2 separate regions of the Mus musculus genome follow, and region 1 is linked to region 2. Evidence: chromatin loops called from intact Hi-C (ENCODE). Cell type or tissue: left cerebral cortex. All regions are shown on one strand. Each heading gives the region's core, and the rest is flanking DNA. Links, peaks and the distances in the headings are about the cores only.

Evidence for each region. Hi-C counts contacts between places; a loop is a spot of excess contacts. Peaks named below come from ENCODE experiments on the same cell type or tissue, not always from the same donor. Only the 100,000 strongest peaks of a DNase experiment are listed, where the experiment ranks them.
Region 1: a loop joins it to region 2, with 7 times the contacts of the local background. A loop is called at or near these places in 3 of 42 quality-filtered maps.

The regions. Positions count from the first base shown.
Region 1 is chr16:25,676,013-25,684,813 of GRCm38, reverse strand. It overlaps Trp63 (transformation related protein 63), which reads right to left and starts at 1,049. Exons shown (of 14, transcript NM_001127259.1): 1 at 463-1,049. The coding sequence starts at 524. In left cerebral cortex, for the core only: no CTCF peak of the experiment used is centred there; DNase peaks (open chromatin) are centred at 2,021 and 4,380; H3K27ac peaks cover 294 bases.
Region 2 is chr16:25,581,022-25,589,990 of GRCm38, reverse strand. No RefSeq gene overlaps it. Among named protein-coding and RNA genes, the nearest start is that of Trp63, 98 kb to the left of the region's middle. In left cerebral cortex, for the core only: no CTCF peak of the experiment used is centred there; DNase peaks (open chromatin) are centred at 1,759, 3,859 and 4,574; H3K27ac peaks cover 947 bases.

The sequences.
Region 1 (8,801 bases), core at 1-8,000, 95 kb before region 2:
GGCACGTGGTACATTTTAAAATTTTTTAACATTTTAAAATGGTGTGACAATCTTAAGTAATATTTTAATTAATTCTTTGATAATCTCATCCCCCTCCTCCAACCTCCAACATCTCCCTGACCCTCCCACATCTTCTACCCGAGCTACATGCTCTCTCTCTCTCTCTCTCTCTCTCTCTCTCTCTCTCTCTCCCCCACTCTCTCTCCTTATAGAGTACAATAGTGTGACAAATTTAAAAACATGGATGTCTTCAAACTTTGTCACTTAGTAACTCAAGAAATAAAGTATAAGATAACTGTAGAAAAGATATCTACAAACCACTTTAAGTCCATACAAAGTCCAAAGTAGTATTATTATGCTCGCTAAACAAGGAGGGCTTCTTCAGTACACAGCAGAAACACTCAGAATACACCAGGCACACCAGTTCAGTTTTGACAGACGCCAGGTCAGATTTAAACTCACCGCTGGATGTAAGGGTCGGGGCAGTACTGTAGGGTGGCACACCGTGAAGTTTCAAAATTCATTTCCTTCAACTCTCTTTGATACCAACAGATGGGAAGCAATTCTATAAAATATACATATACACCTGAGAATATCTAGGTATGTAGCCAGGAGGCTGAAAGCAATAGGGTCAAATGCCATCAGACATAGAAGTTTAGACACTTCCCCCCTTTACTCAGATTTGCAAAGAGGCGGGGCGTTTCTTCCTTTCAGCCAATGAGAGTCTTCAAGTAACCAGAGCATCATAAACCGTCAATTCTTACCAGCTGGGCACCCCCTGTAAAGCTGTTCTTCCTCTCTGCCACAGTTTTAGAGCCCTTGACGTAGAGTGGCCACACTTGTTGGCAATTTGTAGGCATCTCTGAACTTCTGATCTTGCTTGGGATTGGGTGCTGGTATGAATGGCATCAGAGTTTAATCACAGAAGCCAGGACTTGTCACTGAGCTAATAAATGTCCCCCTTGCTCCAACTGAATAACATCTCCTTGTATCTGTATTCTGACTTGATTTGAGAGCTCCTGTCAGTTCTGCTGTGGCTACAATGTTTTGCAGAGACGCTTAGGAGACTTTTTTTTTTCTCGGCTTCTCCCTGCCCCACCCCCACCCCCTTCTGCCTCCCTTTCAGCCAACCGCCTGTTGTGGTCACAATCTCAAATAGCAAAGACAGGGAAATTCCTTGATTATATTTAACCTAGAACTCACTCTTCATTTCAACGAGAGAGAGAGAGAGAGAGAGAGAGAGAGAGAGAGAGAGAGAGAGAGAGAGAGAGAGAGAGAGAGAGAGAGAGAGAGAGAGAGAGAGATCATGTATATGTATTTAGAAATAGTTTCTGTCCCAAATAAAAGAAAATAGCCTGCAGTGATTTTTTTTAACCATACAGATATAAGTAATAGGATTTTTATGTGATATAAAAATAGGAGTTAATATTCTTTTACAATGTTTCCTAATTGTTTTATTGTTTTCATATTTATTTAGAATTATTTTAGATGGCCTGTCAATGGGGAAAAATAAAGTTTATTTCAAACTCTTATCATTCTGTCTCATTCTATTATGCCTCACTTTTAACTTTTTTTAGTCTCCTTCTACCTACTTTACTATAAAATCTGACATTCTTTATATTGTAAAGAATTATATATTATCAGGCAAAGTCTCCATGATAATGAATTTGTTTCCTTTCTGAATGTAGGCTGTAAACCAATCCTGGTTCTGTGGATTTAGAAATTGAATGAAATATGATTCAGAAGCTAAATTAGAATAGAGTCCAAGAGGGAACTAGAGCTGTGTGCCCAAGTGTCACTGACATGTTACGTACATATCTCCATTCATGCCACAGCCATAGACACCTGCAAACTAGTGACATCAGAAAATGTCAAAGTTGTGAGACAAGCTGAAGAGAAATCTGACATTTTCCTGTAAGAAATTCTGCTTCAAAATGTGTTCATAAAGATGTTTTATTTGTTGTTCCAGCCAGGGAGAAGCTATTTAAAACTTGACATTCTCTTTCTTAACTCAGACTGAGCGTGTCTAACATCTGTGAATTGTGAAACTCACACACATGCCGGCCTGCGCTCCAGCCAAATCTGACAGCTTGCTCTAAAAAAAAATGTTAAACTTGAGCAAAGATCGTTTCACTAATTAATTATAGATTTGCTCATTGGAATCAAGTGTTTGGCTTTCTTCCTCTGAGCAAATACAGATGACCTGATTATAAAGTTCTTAAATTGAGAATAATCAATTTCCTATGGCCATGGACTTGGGGGAGTTTCATCACACAGGGCCTGTCTACTCTTAGTTGTGAGATGAATCTCTGAAGGCATAGAAAGAATGATCTCCTAGCCAAAGGCAGCTTAAGCTGTCCCCCAGAACACAAGAATGGGAGGGGGTAATAGAGTTAATGCCAAAGCACATGTTTAGTGTGGAAAAGGCCCTGCCCTGCGTTCAGTCCTCAATCGTGAAAAATTAAGAAAGACTAGGACTAGGATTTCTAGTGGAGACTGTCTTAAATTTTAATAAACCCGCGAGTCACTTGAAATTCTTGTCCATGCAAAATCTGGTTGGTTATTTCCAGGGTGGGGTTTGAGATTCCATTTCTAACCCTGGGATGACTCTGCCAGGATGGCTGGCCCAAGTACCAGATCTGAAGTGGTAAGTTCTGAGCTCACCTTTCGCCTTGTATTTATAATTAAGTGCTTGCTGAAAAGAAGAAAGAACTTGTCAAAGTAATTTATATCATGGTTCAACGTCATGGACTTCCACATAACCAGTCTTCAAGTACTCTTCATACATATTTTCACTTACAAGTTTTAGAATTTAATTTAAAAGGTTTAAGTTTAAAATAATTTAGAGCATATGCCATTATATCAGCAGTTGTTATAGAAAATTATATATATATATATACACATATATATAGTACAGAAGGCAGATTATTAGGTGGCAATAGATTAATTATGAATGATATTGGTTCCCACTACTTAGTTAATAAACAGAGTTAACTTGACTTAAAGGAGAAAAGCAAGCTCCTCAGGATGACAAACACATTAGAGCACATGAGCATCCATGACCTGGGAAAATGAATGGCGACGACTATACCTTTCCAACCTACACATCTAAAGGATGCTTGTGAACACACTTGCATTGTAGGAAGCAGGAAGTAGGACAACAGAGAAACAATAATGTTTAGTATGTAGAGCTCTTGGCATAATGTCCCAGGAAGAAATATGCCTTCCTTCTCCACTTCGAGCAGTCAACATGCTTAGCCTAACTCAAGTATTCAGCACAGAAATTCTCCCTGAAATCTGCAACATGCATCACACAACTGCTATCATTTATGCACTTTCTGGTCTAGGCTGCAAACTTTTATCATTATTTTCCTGCTTTGGATAGGAAAATAATTCTACCATTCAAGGAGAGAACAGGAAGTGTAGGGTGATGTAAAACAGATGTTACTATGAACAGTTCATGACCTGTGTGTTCCTCCAGCCATTACAGTTTGTGACTTTGGTCACTATTTATCAGAGAAGCTGAGTTCAGGGCAACTGGACCATAGGCCCCATCTTGTCTGGCTCAATATGGCTTATACCACTCCCGACTATTCAAACCAAAATGGAACCTTCTAGAATATAAGGTAGTAAATGTACCAAATATTGCACACTAAAAAGGAATAGTTGAATTTAACATTCTTCAGCACTGAACTCATTTTGACTACAATCTCTATTCATCAAGGATGAAACTGAAGTTTGCCTTGGAAGAGGGTCGTACTATCAGTATACATCAATTCTGGCTCTACTTTTATTCTACCTAGATGTCAGACTGTAATAATTATAAGAAGTATAGAGCAAAAGGTGCTGACATCTAGGTAGGGTGAAGGGAGAACTAGAATTCATGTACTGGTAGTGAGGGAGTGATAGTTTCCTGAAGAAGCATATACATTGCAGACTTAGCTATGGTCTCTTGATCTGACCTTGAGCTTCTTGCAGGCCTTGCAATCCATCACATGGAAACATTTATAGCTAAACTAATGACCAGAGTCTATTCAGAAGAGAAAAAAAAAGGGGTTCAGGGGTTTGTCCCAATGAATGGGGGAGTTTTGATTCAGGAGCATGTAAGGAAACACAGAAGCTAGTTAGGCAGGGACAAGGTTGGCAGGTTCCCTAACAGACAAACCTGATACCCTCGAAGTCACACCCAGTGTCCAAAAGCAATGTGGGTGGGCTTCTCTTCCAGACATACCCGAACAGCTGTGTGGGGGACGCTTTTCACTCCCACCAGTCCTTTGCTCAAAGTCCACGTGAGTGGGAGATAAATAAGGAAACACAGGAAGTCCTTATTTGGTACTGCCCAGATTTGTTTTTCCGGAAGCATCTGTTAGATCCAAAACAAGATGTGCCTTTCCTCTATACATTTCTCTGTGTTTCCTAAAGGAAGCAATCTCTTACATAATCACGCTTCAACCATAGAAACCACAAAATGCACATCCACAAAATATCTACTCTGCGTCCATTTCAAGTTGCCTGTTTTGCCAATTATGCCTGTATAGTGACAGAAAATCCTGATTCACACATTTCCCTGTTTAGTCATTTTCTCATTGGGAACAGGTTCTTCAGCTGCTTCGCGACACGGTTATTTGGAAAGATGGCAGGCCAGTTGCTTAGTTTAGTTTTTGGTGGATATTTTCTCCTGAGTAGATTCAGTTACTTGATTTTGGCAGAAACGGTATGAAAATGGGGCTCAATACATCACATTCATTGTGAATTGTGTGGCTTTTAAAATCCCTCCAGTGAATTTTCTCCAAATTTAAAGCTCTGAGAAGCAGATCATTTTAAAATTTTCACAGTAACTTCCAAGATGTCAGGAAGTTCTTCTATAGGTTGTTTATAATGTCATATACTTCTATGCAGTATATACTTGTGAAATATTTGAATTCTCATCGTTTTACATTGTTGTCCCTTTCTACTTTGTTTCCACATCATCCTCTCTCTCCCAACTTGTGGTCCTGAGAAAGGCCAGGAGATGGGTTTTGAAGATTCACACAATGGCAATTTGAAGAGGGTGAATTTTAGATTGGGGTCAAAAAGACCCATTCAAGCAGTTTTCAGTGTTGCTTGTGATATTTAAAGTAGTGCAGTTCATCCTGGTGTAATGAATGAGTGCTGAACAAGGTCCCCCTGTGTGGATTCACTGTAGGCTCAGGCTGATGTTCACTTTAGGAATTGGTGGGGAAATATCGGTGGGCTACTTAATCAGGAGTACAAGATAGTACAGGAAAATCAGTGACTTCAATATTTACTTAAAACTCAAATTGTTTTCTATTACCATATATATGTATAAATATTTACACACACATATATATATACAATACATATACTGTATATTCAGTGTATATATAATATATGTATGTATAATATCAATAAACAATTATGCATATACTATACATGATATAGTTGTTTTGAGAAGAACATGTAGAATAGAGATTATCTTAATTTTGGGTGACATAGGTACACAAACCTGTGAGGAGCCACAAACATTAGGGTTGTCTGCTGAATTTCCAGTTGACACAATAGAAGAAAAGCCTATGAGAGCTTCTTTTCAACTTGAGGAGTCCAAGACACTATGGCTATTAATTTCTGAATAGTCTATTTAGATGTTTGACCCATGTGTATATCTAGTTATTTAACATCACTGCCTTAGAAAATGGAGCTTATAAAATACTTAGAGATTGCAAAAATACATTTATGGTGCTACCAGAATCTGGGGGGGGGGGGGGGCGGGGGTTGGAAGTGGTTGTTTAACATGTATTAGGTTTCAGTTTTGCAAGATGAAAATCTTGTGATTGGTTATATGATACTGTATCTATATTTAGCTTGACTGAACTGTACATGGAAAAACAATTAAGGCAGTAAACAGTCTATATAATTTTGTATGTAGTATTTGAAAAATTAAAAATATGCATAGGTAAGTGCTTAAATCAATAGTCCACATAAGCAGCATAGGTAAGAAACATAAAAGAAAATCAGAGAGTATTTCTTCTGAAATATTCAACATGCATGTCTGTATGTGTCTTGAATTTGTGATCTACTGAGTGGGTTTTTACAAGATTTTGTATCAAAGTAATATATTAGGCTTTTGCTAAATATAACATGTGCTAGGTTAGGCAAACCTGCCTGCAGGATATGGGGATGTCTCAGTCAGGTAGTGAACTGTTTGCTTAGCAGTTATGAAGTCCTGAGTTTGGTCTTCAGAACCCAGATTTGAGCATGAATGTAGACATTTGTAACCCCAATGCTAAGGATCTGGGGACAAGATGATTTGTAGGACTCACTGGTAGCCAGCCTAGTTTACTGGGTGAGCTCCAGGCTAGAGATCCACTCTAAAAAGGGGAGTGGGGTGGGGAGTAGACAGTACCTGAGAAGTGCCACCTGAGCCTCCACACACATGTGCACACATGTATACACACATATACAAGTACACATACACAGAATCTGCTGAAAAGACTTTGAAAGTATCATTCCTACTGTAAGGATCTGAACTTCTAGTTTCTGTGTCTAACATGCTTATCAGTTTGCTCACTGTATATCACTAACCATGGATGATGTCATGATATGACATGAATTTCAGTGGGGTTCTTATGTGCCTCCCTCAGATTGGGTGCTCATCTATTTAACAGCCAGTTCATACCACCAGGATAAATATTTCTTGAGGGTCTCCTTTATGTGTGCATCAGTGTGCTGGGAGCTGCTAAGAGCAGCCAGATCACTAAGAGCCAACCCTTGTCTCTAACCCTTGTACTTCCCAGAGCACTGGAGAATGACTTTCTTTCCCTTTATAGAGCTTAAGCTTTGTAGTCAAAGGAATGGAATGGAATACCTTTATACGTTGGTGTCCTCCATGGCCCATTTACATATAAACTATCCACATGTTGTAGTGCTCCTGTCTTTGTCACTGCACTTGTGTTATATCTCCCTTGCAATGTATTTTCTAATAGATGTTCATGAAAGAAAAAGAAAAACTGAAAAGGGCCAGACAGAAATGGCTCAGTGAAGTGATTAAGATCACTTGGGTGCTCTTCCGGAAGATTCAGTTCTAGCATCCATATGATAGCTCACAATTGTCTGTAGCTCCAGTTCTAAGGGATCCAGTGCCCACATACACACATACATGTAGGCAAAATAGGAATGCACATGAATTAAAAATCAATAAGTCATTAAAAGTGAGTGAATAAGGAGAAATAGCTATGGCACAGCCCTCTGAGTGAATGATGGCCAATTTGCCTGCTGGAATTTTGGTCTGGGGCAAACGGTGCCTGATTAGTACTTATGAGGTAAGAAGGTGTTTGCTAGCATCCATGAAGCTCCGCTGTTGGTAGGAAGAGAATGCAGAATTGTTCATTGTCTTTGTGAGAGCAAGAGACCACTGGAGCAAGTCCTCACGCCAGATAGACATTCATTTGTACCTGATGCTTCAGGATTGTTCTTGGGTGGACTCATAAAGGCTAGGATTTCTGCCCAGAAGAAAGATAGGTATGAGCTAAGATCTGAGTATTACAAAGCCTGTGGCAATATTATGTCTCTAGTATATGGAGTCCTGAAAAACAGTATGTATCTATAGAGACAACTGTCAAAAAAGGACAAGTCTTGAACAGAACATCAACAACTGAGGTTCTAAGATAAAAAAAAAATTGATAAACAGGACCTCTTGAAACTGGAAAACTTCTGGAAGGCAAAGGACATAGTCAGTAGGACCAAACATCAATGTACAGATTGGAAAAAAGATCTTCACTAGCCTTGCATCTGATAGAAGGCTAGTATCCAAAATATATAAAGAACTCAAGAAGTTAGATTCCAGTGAACCAAACAACCCAATTATAAAATGAGATACACAGATAAACAGAATTCTCAACAGAGGAATCTCAAACATGCTTAGTTATCAGGAAAGTGTAAATCAAAACAACCCAGAAATTACACCTTACACCAATCAGAATGGCTAAAATATGAAATAAAACTCTAGTGACAACACATGCTGGCGAGGATGTAGAGAAAGAACACTTCTCCTTTGCTGGTGGGATTGTAAACTGCTATGATCACTCTGGAAATCAATCTAGTGGTTCCTCACAAAATTGGAAATAGTTCTACATGAAGACCTTGCCATACCGCTCCTGGACATATATATACTCAAAATATAGTTTACCTACCACAAGGATGTGTGCTCCACTATGTTCATAGGAGCCTTATTTATAATAGCCAGAAACTGGAAGCTACCTTGATGGCCCTCAACTGAAAAATGGATACAGTAAATGTGGTTCATTTACATGATGGAATACTATTTAGGTATTAAAAATGAGGACATCCTGAATTCGGTAGGCAAATGGATGGAGTTAGAAAGTGTCATCCCGAGTAAGGTAACCCAGACCCAAAAGGGCATGCATGGTATGTACTCACTGATAAGTGGATATTAGCCAAAAAGTACAGAATAACCAGGATACAACCCACAAACCATAAGAAGTTAAACAAGAAGGAAAGCTCATATAAGGATGTTTCAATCCCACTTAAAAGGGGGGAAATAATCAAGGGAAGGATGCGAGTGGGAGAGGAGAGGGGCAGGAGAAAGGGGGGCAGGATCAGATATGGGGCAGACAGGTGAGATATGGGCAGATCAGATATGGGGCAGGATCAGATATGGGGCAGACAGGTGAGAAGGCCAGAGCTTCAGGATGAATGGAAACATGAAGCTGCCAGGGTTAGGGTTTGGAGGTCAGGGGAACCTCTCGAAAGTCCTAGAGGCCTGGGATGTGAGAGGCTCCCAG
Region 2 (8,969 bases), core at 443-8,442:
GAATCTCCCAGGGGTAGACAGAATGCTTTTTATTGAACCCACAGAAGATAGAGCATTCACAAGATACTTTCCCTCAAGACATTGCTTTTCTTTAGCTCTTATCCCACATTCTCAGTTATAAATACAAACGCATATAAGGTCATAAAATATAAATATAAACATATAAAGCAGTTTCTCAACCACATATTGGTATTTCAACTCCATTCTCACTGTTTTAATGTATATATATTGTGATATATATATATATATATATATATATATATATATATATATATATATATATTGTTTTTAATATATATATTGTGAAAGAGTGTATGTTTGGCTGACAAAGTTCTTGGTCTGAAGTACTCACATTTTCATATTTAAAGCATTTGCCTTGAATGGCTGATGAAGAGCTAGCTATCAATGACACAATCCAGAACTCTCCTAGAGATGTCTTGCTCCTGACACAGTAGCTGTGTAAGGTTTAAGCTTGAATTAGAGCCATACAAAGGGTCTGTAGGACAAAGTAACGCATGCCTGTGCTGTAGGAAGAGGCCAAATACTTGAATAAACTTACCAGGTTAAGTGCACCCCTAGGAGGGACAGTTTTCCTTTCCTTGTTTTTCAGAGAGTATTTTCATCTCTATTATTTTTATTTATATGCAAGTTCTTTTGTCTGCATGTATGTTTACAATGTGTGTACAGTACCTGTGAAGGTCAGAAGAAGGCATTAGATCCTCTGGAGGTGGAGTTACAGACAGGCATGAGGGTGCTGAGACTTGAACCTGGGTGTTCCTCAACGAGAGCAACCAGTACTCTTAATCATTGTGCCATCTCTCCAGCCCCTGGAGACTTTTAAACTATAAACATATGAAGATCCATGCATATACAAACATTATACATCCATATTACATATATATTTAGTTCATATCTTAGTGACAATTATATTTTTTAGTTTAAAGGTAGTTTAAGCATAAGCTCATAAGCTATTTAAAGTACAAAAATTATCAAGTCTTCTATGCAAAAAAAAAAAAAAAAAAGAGGTTGGTTAAAGAATCTAGAATGACTGATAACCCAAATACCTAATGCATGGATAGTACATTAAAACTGCTATCCTTTTATGTATAAGCAGTAGAAATGTATTGCATGTGGCATGCTAGGTACCAGTACTAGAATCAAAGTCCAAGTGATTGCCATGCTAACATTAGTATGTCCTTTGAAAATCATAATTCTTTCCATAAAGATACTGTAATATCTCTCTCTCTCTCTCCCTCCCTCCCTCCCTCCCTCCCTCCCTCCCTCCCTCCCTCCCTCCCTCTCTCTCTCTCTCTCTCTCTCTCTCTCTCTCTCTCTCTCTCTCTCTCTCTCCCTCTCTCTTGCACAGGCACACACAGATGCACACACCCAGTTTTCACCTGTTGCTTTTTGTGCAGCTATCTACCCAAATCCATCTATCTCTAGTTAGTTTGCTCTATATTTTGCTTGCTTTAAGATCATTTCAACCCGGCTTCAGTGATTCTCTTTTTTTCGTTTTGCTGGAGAAATGCTTCCCAGTGTGGTGGAATTCATGTCCCCCATCCAGGAGCCCGACCCATGCCCTCCTGGGCTAGAAAATTTCCCTACTTCACACAATCACTTAGATGCGCTCAGCCCACCAGTGTTATGCAGAAAATTTAAATACAAGTCTTTAATTTAGCAGATCCGCCTACAAGGTTCCAGAAGCTGAAGTCAGCATGAGTCTTTGGGAAAATATCACCCTGGAAAAAAATAGTACATGTGAGAAAAATACTGTGAATTTAGAAGCATTTGTTTTACAAACTACAGATGCAGACTGAAAGAAAATGACATCTCGCTTTGATATTAAGCATCCCTCCATAACGCATCCATCTGCAACATGTTTTGCACTCAGTTACCCGCTAAACCTCGCCGCACACAGATTCGCACATGAGGCACAATACAGATGACCCCGTTTTACAGATGGAGAGAATAGAAACACGGAGAGCAAATGAACTTCTCAAAGTTTCCAGTCGGGTTTTCAGACATCTGCCATAGGCAGGGGGGGAAACTCAATAAACCACACTCCTTTTGAAGTTGAAAGGGGAAAATTGGGTTGGTTTTCAGTTTTGCTTTCTGAGTGATTGTTACGGGCTCAGGTCTGGTTAAAAGACTAGGAGAAAGTAGAAAGGCCCTTGTTTAGGAAATCCACAGGCTTGGGAGTGCATGCTCATGTAGACTTCATAGCACAGGAGTGGGTCAAACTGATATCAATAAGCTGAATAAAGTCACAGTTTCAGACGATTAAAGTAGTTGTGAAATGAGAGGGCCCTGTGGGGAAGGCCAGTGGTGGGCTCTGCTTGGTTTGGCAGCTTCTCCTCTTGCTCAGATCTTCAATGATTTTGTCCAGTGATTCTAAACCTTCCTCATGCTATGACCCTTCAATACAGTTAGCTCCTCATATTGTGGTGACCTCCAATTATAAATTTTTTGTGGCTATGTCATAACTGCACTTTTGCTTCTGTTATGAATCATAATGTAAATATCTGATATGCAGGACATCTAGTATGTGAGTCCTGTTTAAGCCTTCCTCCCCAAGAGGGTCATATGAGACCCAGGATGAGAATCACTGACTTAGTAACACTTTTCAAAGAGTGCTTCTTGGGCCAGCAGCAGCAACTTTTAAGGAAAGACAAGGACAAAAAAATGGAACAGAGACTGAAGGAAAGTCCATCCAGAGACCGCCCCATCTAGAGATCCATCCCATCTGCAGACACCACACTCTCACACTATTGCTGATGCCAAGAAGTGCTGGCTGACAGGAGCCTGATATGGCCATTCCCCCAAGAGGGTCTATCAGCACCTGACCAATACAGATGCAGATATTCACAGCCAACCTGTGAACCAATTAACTGGAACACCCAGAGCTCCCAGTCACTAAACCACCAACCAAAAGGTATACATGGAGGGAGCCAGGACTCTAGATACATATGTAGCACAGGACATCCTTATCTGACATTAATGGGAGGGGAGGGACACTTGATGCCCCACTGTAGGGGGATGCTAGAAGGATGAGGCAGGAGTGGGTGAATAGGTGGAGGAGCACCCTTGCAGAGGCAAAGGGGATGGGGAAGAGCAGAGATGGGATGGCAGGGTTGGTGGAGGGGTAACTAGGAAGGAGGATATCACTTGAAATGTAAACAAATATATGAATAAAAAGAAATGAATAAATTAATAAAAAGAACACAAGAGAAGTACAAATTGGCAGGCTATATTGACAAAAACCCCTGTTGAGGGCAGGGCCTGAAACGAGTTTCTTGAAGCCTTTCTGCTGGTTTTGATGCAAGGTAAAATCTGCAAACCTCTGGTCAGGAGGTGCTTGTCCACTGGGTTTCTGAGACTCTTATGGCACTCTAATGATGAATTCTGTCTTTTCAGATCAATTTAAAGTGATGTTCGGCTAAGGGGCTGATATTAATCAAATTTAATGCTCTGTGGACAAAGTAGTTGCTGATCTTCCCGATTTTACTGCCAAAGGAGTTGAGGTAACGGCTTAAAGAAATGATAGGAATTGAGAAATGCAATGCTATGTTAGAATCACATCCTAAACTTGTTCTTTCTTTCTGGGGTCACGTTTTGAAACACACACACACAGTGTTGGGGGAGTAGGGAGGGAAAACAGGAGAGAACAGAATTATGGGTTATTTCTCATCCTTCTTGAAGACTCTGTAGCTAGTTGTGCTCTGCAACCCTAACAAAATGTGAGTCACCATGTTCTACTTACACAGAATATTTTAATCACGTACCAAGTAAAACAACTCAAAGATGTTACAGTTCTTCAAAAAGCATGATTAAAACCTGGAAGGCTGTCAAGGTGCGGATCTTGCTGTGTGGTGCCTGAAGTCAAGGCTTCTGCTGGTCCCTCTCTTGTCTGAATATAGCTGTAGATTACACCACTCTCTCTAGATTTAGTGAAAGTGTGAAAATTTAAAATGTACAAATTCTCAGGTTTCTTATGTAGCTGTGACGAAGCTGGGTTACTTCTCCAGGGTTGCTCTATCTCTGGAAAATGAGAGGGAGATGCTAGCAACTCTGCACTGGTTTAAAGGCAACAAGAGGGCAACAATTGTCTGAGAAAGGAACTGGAAACATCTCCTTGCTCATCTTTTAAGATGCAGTAGCTTTATCTTTGGGCATAGTGTCTGCTTTCAACCCTGTGAGTCGTGGCCATCTTTCTATTGCTTCATATCAGACCCCAGCACATAGCTATCCAGTGACGGTATCCATCATTTAGTGCTTAAGTGCATCTGTGTATCCTAAGGACATAAAGAGTCTGACATGGAGTGAGTGCAGGGTAGGAAGACTATTGGCAAATTGGTGAAAGGATGGGTTGAATGGATGAATACTGATCCACCATACCTTTTATGTCAGCTCAAAATAACAATAAAGCTCTAGTTTGCCCTCACACATTGATTTTTGACAAAGCAATTTTCCCAGGCAGAAAAACTTAAGTTAGATGACCTCGTGGAGCTTTGCCATCTCTCTAACTTCTTGGTTCAACAAGTAATTGAAGGGAATCAATCTCGTGCTGTCTGACAGTTTTGACAGCTGCTGTTCTCGGGATGTCAATGCATGTGCTGTCATTCTGCTTAACAATTTAGAACTGAACAGAGACATATGCACTGCTAGTCACATTCCTCTGGTCTTGCGCCTGCCTCCAGCTCCCCTCTTCTGCCGTGGTTTATCTGCCACCACTCAAGTCAGTGGCATGTGTTTTTAGTGCCTGAACATTGCTTTGGTGCCTTTGTCCGGAGCTGGAGGCAAGATCAGAGCCCATGTTCCCTGAGAATCGCGACACTGCTTTCACAATGGAGTCTCCAGCCTCCTTGCAAACTAAAAGGGCTCCATAAATTTGAGTCTCTTCACATAATAAATGAATCTTTTCTGTGTGTTTAGCCAAGGGAAGGGGATATGAAAGTGAATAAGAGTAATAATAAAAAGCGAGCGAACAGCATGGGTATAATTAAAGTGAATAGCTCACACACAAAAAAAAATAAATCTCTGAACGTTGACTTCCTCCGGGACACACCCCATTACACCCAGACCTCGCCTCAGAAAGGTATGCACAGCTTGACATGCTAATGCAAAGCAAACACCCGCACTCGTGCTCCCAGGGACATGAAGAAGACTGGGTTTGCTTTCTGCAGATCACGGGGCTCAAAGCAACTGGATTTCAAAAATCTCAGTGCTCAGTATGAAACTATATAATCATGTATATTTCCTCAAATCCGTGGGTGGCTTGGGTTTAACGACCAACACGGGAATCTTCCCTGTACCATCAGAGCACATTTTCATCTGTGCCCAAATGAATAGCCAGAAGCTTAGTAGGACTATTTGGGCCCAAGCTATGCTCTGTAGGATTTCCCCCAGAAGCGTTCCTTGCAAAGTATGAGCTCTGAGGGAGCTTGGCTGCTCCAGTCTGGGTGGGGCAGTTCAAATCTGCACGTGCTCCCCTGCAGCTGGGTTAAACACAAGAGCCTGCAGGCGAGAATCTACTTTTCTTTCTCAAGAACATTGAGTCCAAGTCACTCCTGGAATGAAGATTGAGAACTCTTTCCTTATTGCTTTGATTAGCAGAGTTTGGGAACATAGTCTCTGGGTTATTTATAAGCAAGAACAGTGCATGTGGCTCCTTTCTTCAAGAAGGGCTATTTACACAGAAGCTTCTCGTAAGATAGTAGCTGCCCTTTAGGAAAATAAGATTCACCATAAGTTGATTATGGATATGATATGTACAGTTTTTAAATCTTGGTGACTTCACATTCCACTACTTCAATTTCTATATTTTGTTTGTTTGTTTGCTTGGTTTTGTTTTTTTCAATGAAGCATGTATGTTTAAAAGTAGCCAGCTGGACTCAGTTTAGATGATCCAAATTTTGTTGTCAACGTACAAAGCATCATAATCAGGAGTCAGCTGAAATACAGCCCCCCTCTTTCCATCAGACATGAACAGATTGAGTTGACCATATCAATGTCATTGAATTTCTTCAAACCCTGTCTGATCTGGTGTTTGTTGGGTTTGGCATCCATACTAGACACAAATATGTCATCTTCTATCTGCTTCTTGGCTGACTTGGAGGTCACTGGGAACTTGAATGATGGTACAATGGGCAAACTTGTTTCTCTTGGGAGAATGCTTGTAGAGGAATGCTTCTGGAGTGGCAGTGTCTTGGGCAACGAGAAAGTAAGTATGTAATGTGTGGATCTTCTGTGGGTCGAGGGGGGGGTGGGTTTGAATGCCCTTCTAGAGCTGTTTTCTTGGGTTTCAATGACCTTCACTTGGCTTTGGTACAGAGGCTTCCTTCTTTGCTTTGGGAGAAGTTTCCTGTCAGTGCCATCAGGCTTTTCTAGAGAAGCAGGGGTGGGGTTTTTATATTTGCATAGTGAAATATGACTACTGAGTTGTATTTAGGTATAGAACCTTTCCCAGCTTGAAGTGCTATGAACCCAGAAAACACTGGACGACCAAAGCCACCCAGAGCCAGTGATTTTTAGGTTCTTGTCTTGCACATCCAAAGAATAAGATTCACAGACAACAGAATATTAGTTTTGGAGCGACTTTTATTATAGATTCATAGGTGAAAGCTTAAAGAGAGATAAAAAGGGCATTTGAGGTAAACCTGCGGTCAGTCATACGGCAATAAATTGTCATATGATGGGAAGACGGGCTCCAGAAAAAGAGAAAGGAAGTCCAGAGTGCCAGAAAAAGTGTAAGTGGGCACTGGCCAGGATCTAACAGAAAGAGACAGAAGAGAAACACAAGGGAATTATACTCTTCTGACTCAGGACTCAGAGAGGCAGGTATGTCTAAGGGAACCACAGGACAGCTCCTAGGGTCTATGCTAGGGGTTGCGATTTCTAGGAAGGAAAAGTGCATTAGCTCATTAAAGGGAAAGTTAGTCTTTCTATCTCTTTTGCATGGCTTAAGGTGAATCTGCCTTTCTAAGAGATGGTCTCTTGACCAGGTGATTGACATTCCTGTCCTGATTAACTCTATGGGAGCTAAGGATGCCATGTGCTCATCCAGAGGGACATTTCATCATTTTGGCTAGGAGGTACTGTGACAATTGCTTTACAGCATTTCTTATCCTGGGAAAAAGAATACATAGGAGTGAAGTATGGTTTAAGTATGAATTTTCTCTCCCCCCCCCAGCATTTAATACTATCAGTCTGTTGACCCACCCACCCCCTATCTGCTACCTTCATGTGGATAAATGTCTTTCACACAGAGATTCTACAGTCTACTATTCTTGGTATACCAGTTGAGAATTGGCTGGCAAACTCAAAAGGAAATGCATAGATCTGAAGTCACTAAGAGTTCAAGCCATTCTTTTTCAACTGTTTCTAAAGAGATTTTTTTTCTTCTGTCTCTTATGTCATATTTAATATTTACAGTGTTAACCATATTTATCATGGAATTCTGAAAATACGTTAAAATAAAACAAGATTAATTGCTCTCAGCATTGAACCCTGTTTACATGTGAGTGAGTCACTTGAGTCTTAGAGGCCAATGTTCTCCTGTTGAGAGAACATTGAAGCATTGCTATTGAATTGCACTCAAGCTCAAATGTTCTTTGAACTTCTGTTCCTGGCTAATGACTTGCAGAATGACCACCTTTATTAATTTGGTGGTCAACAGTTTAAAAAGAATTCCTTTGAACATAGGATTTGTATTCATCAACTGACCCCTGAAAACCTACTGAAACTTTCTTGCCTTAACATCTAATAAATTTTATATTATTATTTCAATTGGTAGAGACAATAAATAAGAATCCTGGACTTAGGATTTTCATTCTTTATCAGCTAGCCTTAATATTTTATTTAACTCTATAAACATAGCAAGTCATTTCATTTCCCTGGGCCTTGATGATTTCATCTGTATAATGGGAGCAGGCAGTAGGGTAGGAAAAGAACAGAGATTTTTATCTGACATTTTCTTTAGAGTCCCCCTAAATTTATCATTCAATAAAATAGGGCTCTGGGATAATTATCTAAGTATTAATATTTACATATAGTGATTTATAAAGAGGGAAAGATGAGGACTAAAATCTTAGAACCACTATCTAGAGGAAACAAAGTTGTAGTGGGTGCCCTGCTTGGCAGGTGAGGTGTCCCCGAGGAGAAGAAATAGCAGTGTGGGAAGCAACAAGAATCTAAATCTTGTGTACATACAGCTCATTCTATGAAGTCTTCATTTCAACCAAATTAATTTCAACTAAATTCATTTCTATTGCATTAATAGTAACTGTCTAAATATAAATTTTGCATTAAGTTATGACCTAGAGTATTGAAAGTAATCTCTTGGTAGAAAAATCACTAAGATATAATAGCAAGGTCAAGTCATTACCCCAAATAGGCTATTTCTCAGCAAAGTTCACAGAGAAACCATGACAAACAAAATCAAGTGTGTCCTTGTTTCTTGACTTAATAAACAACCACACAGAGATAAGCTCTCTGAACACAAGGACAACACTCAAGAAGACAATGTCTTTCACACACACACACACACACACACACACACACACATACACACACACACACTGGCCTCGACTTTTGCAAACTGAAGACAAGACCACACATGCACAAGAGAGAATTTTCTTCACTATGCCACTAGGATAAGCCCATTAAAATTGGAATCCCATCATTGGAACTAGTCATCTTTGCAGTGTAAATAAAATATAAAGCTGTGTTATGTTAGAAAGCAAAAGTGTGGACTGCCTCCTCCCTCAGATATAGTTCCATTTTCTAATGTGAACTGGATGGTGCCTGGACTGTGTCAAAAATCAATAGACTTTAGTGCCCTCTATTTCAGGAATCATGTGTTATACTGCATGTGATTTAGTCTGTGATAAGATGATTTAGATAATAACAGGCACAATTAAATAAACACTTTTGAATCCACTTCAAGTTGTGTGCTTGCTACTTTTTTGGGG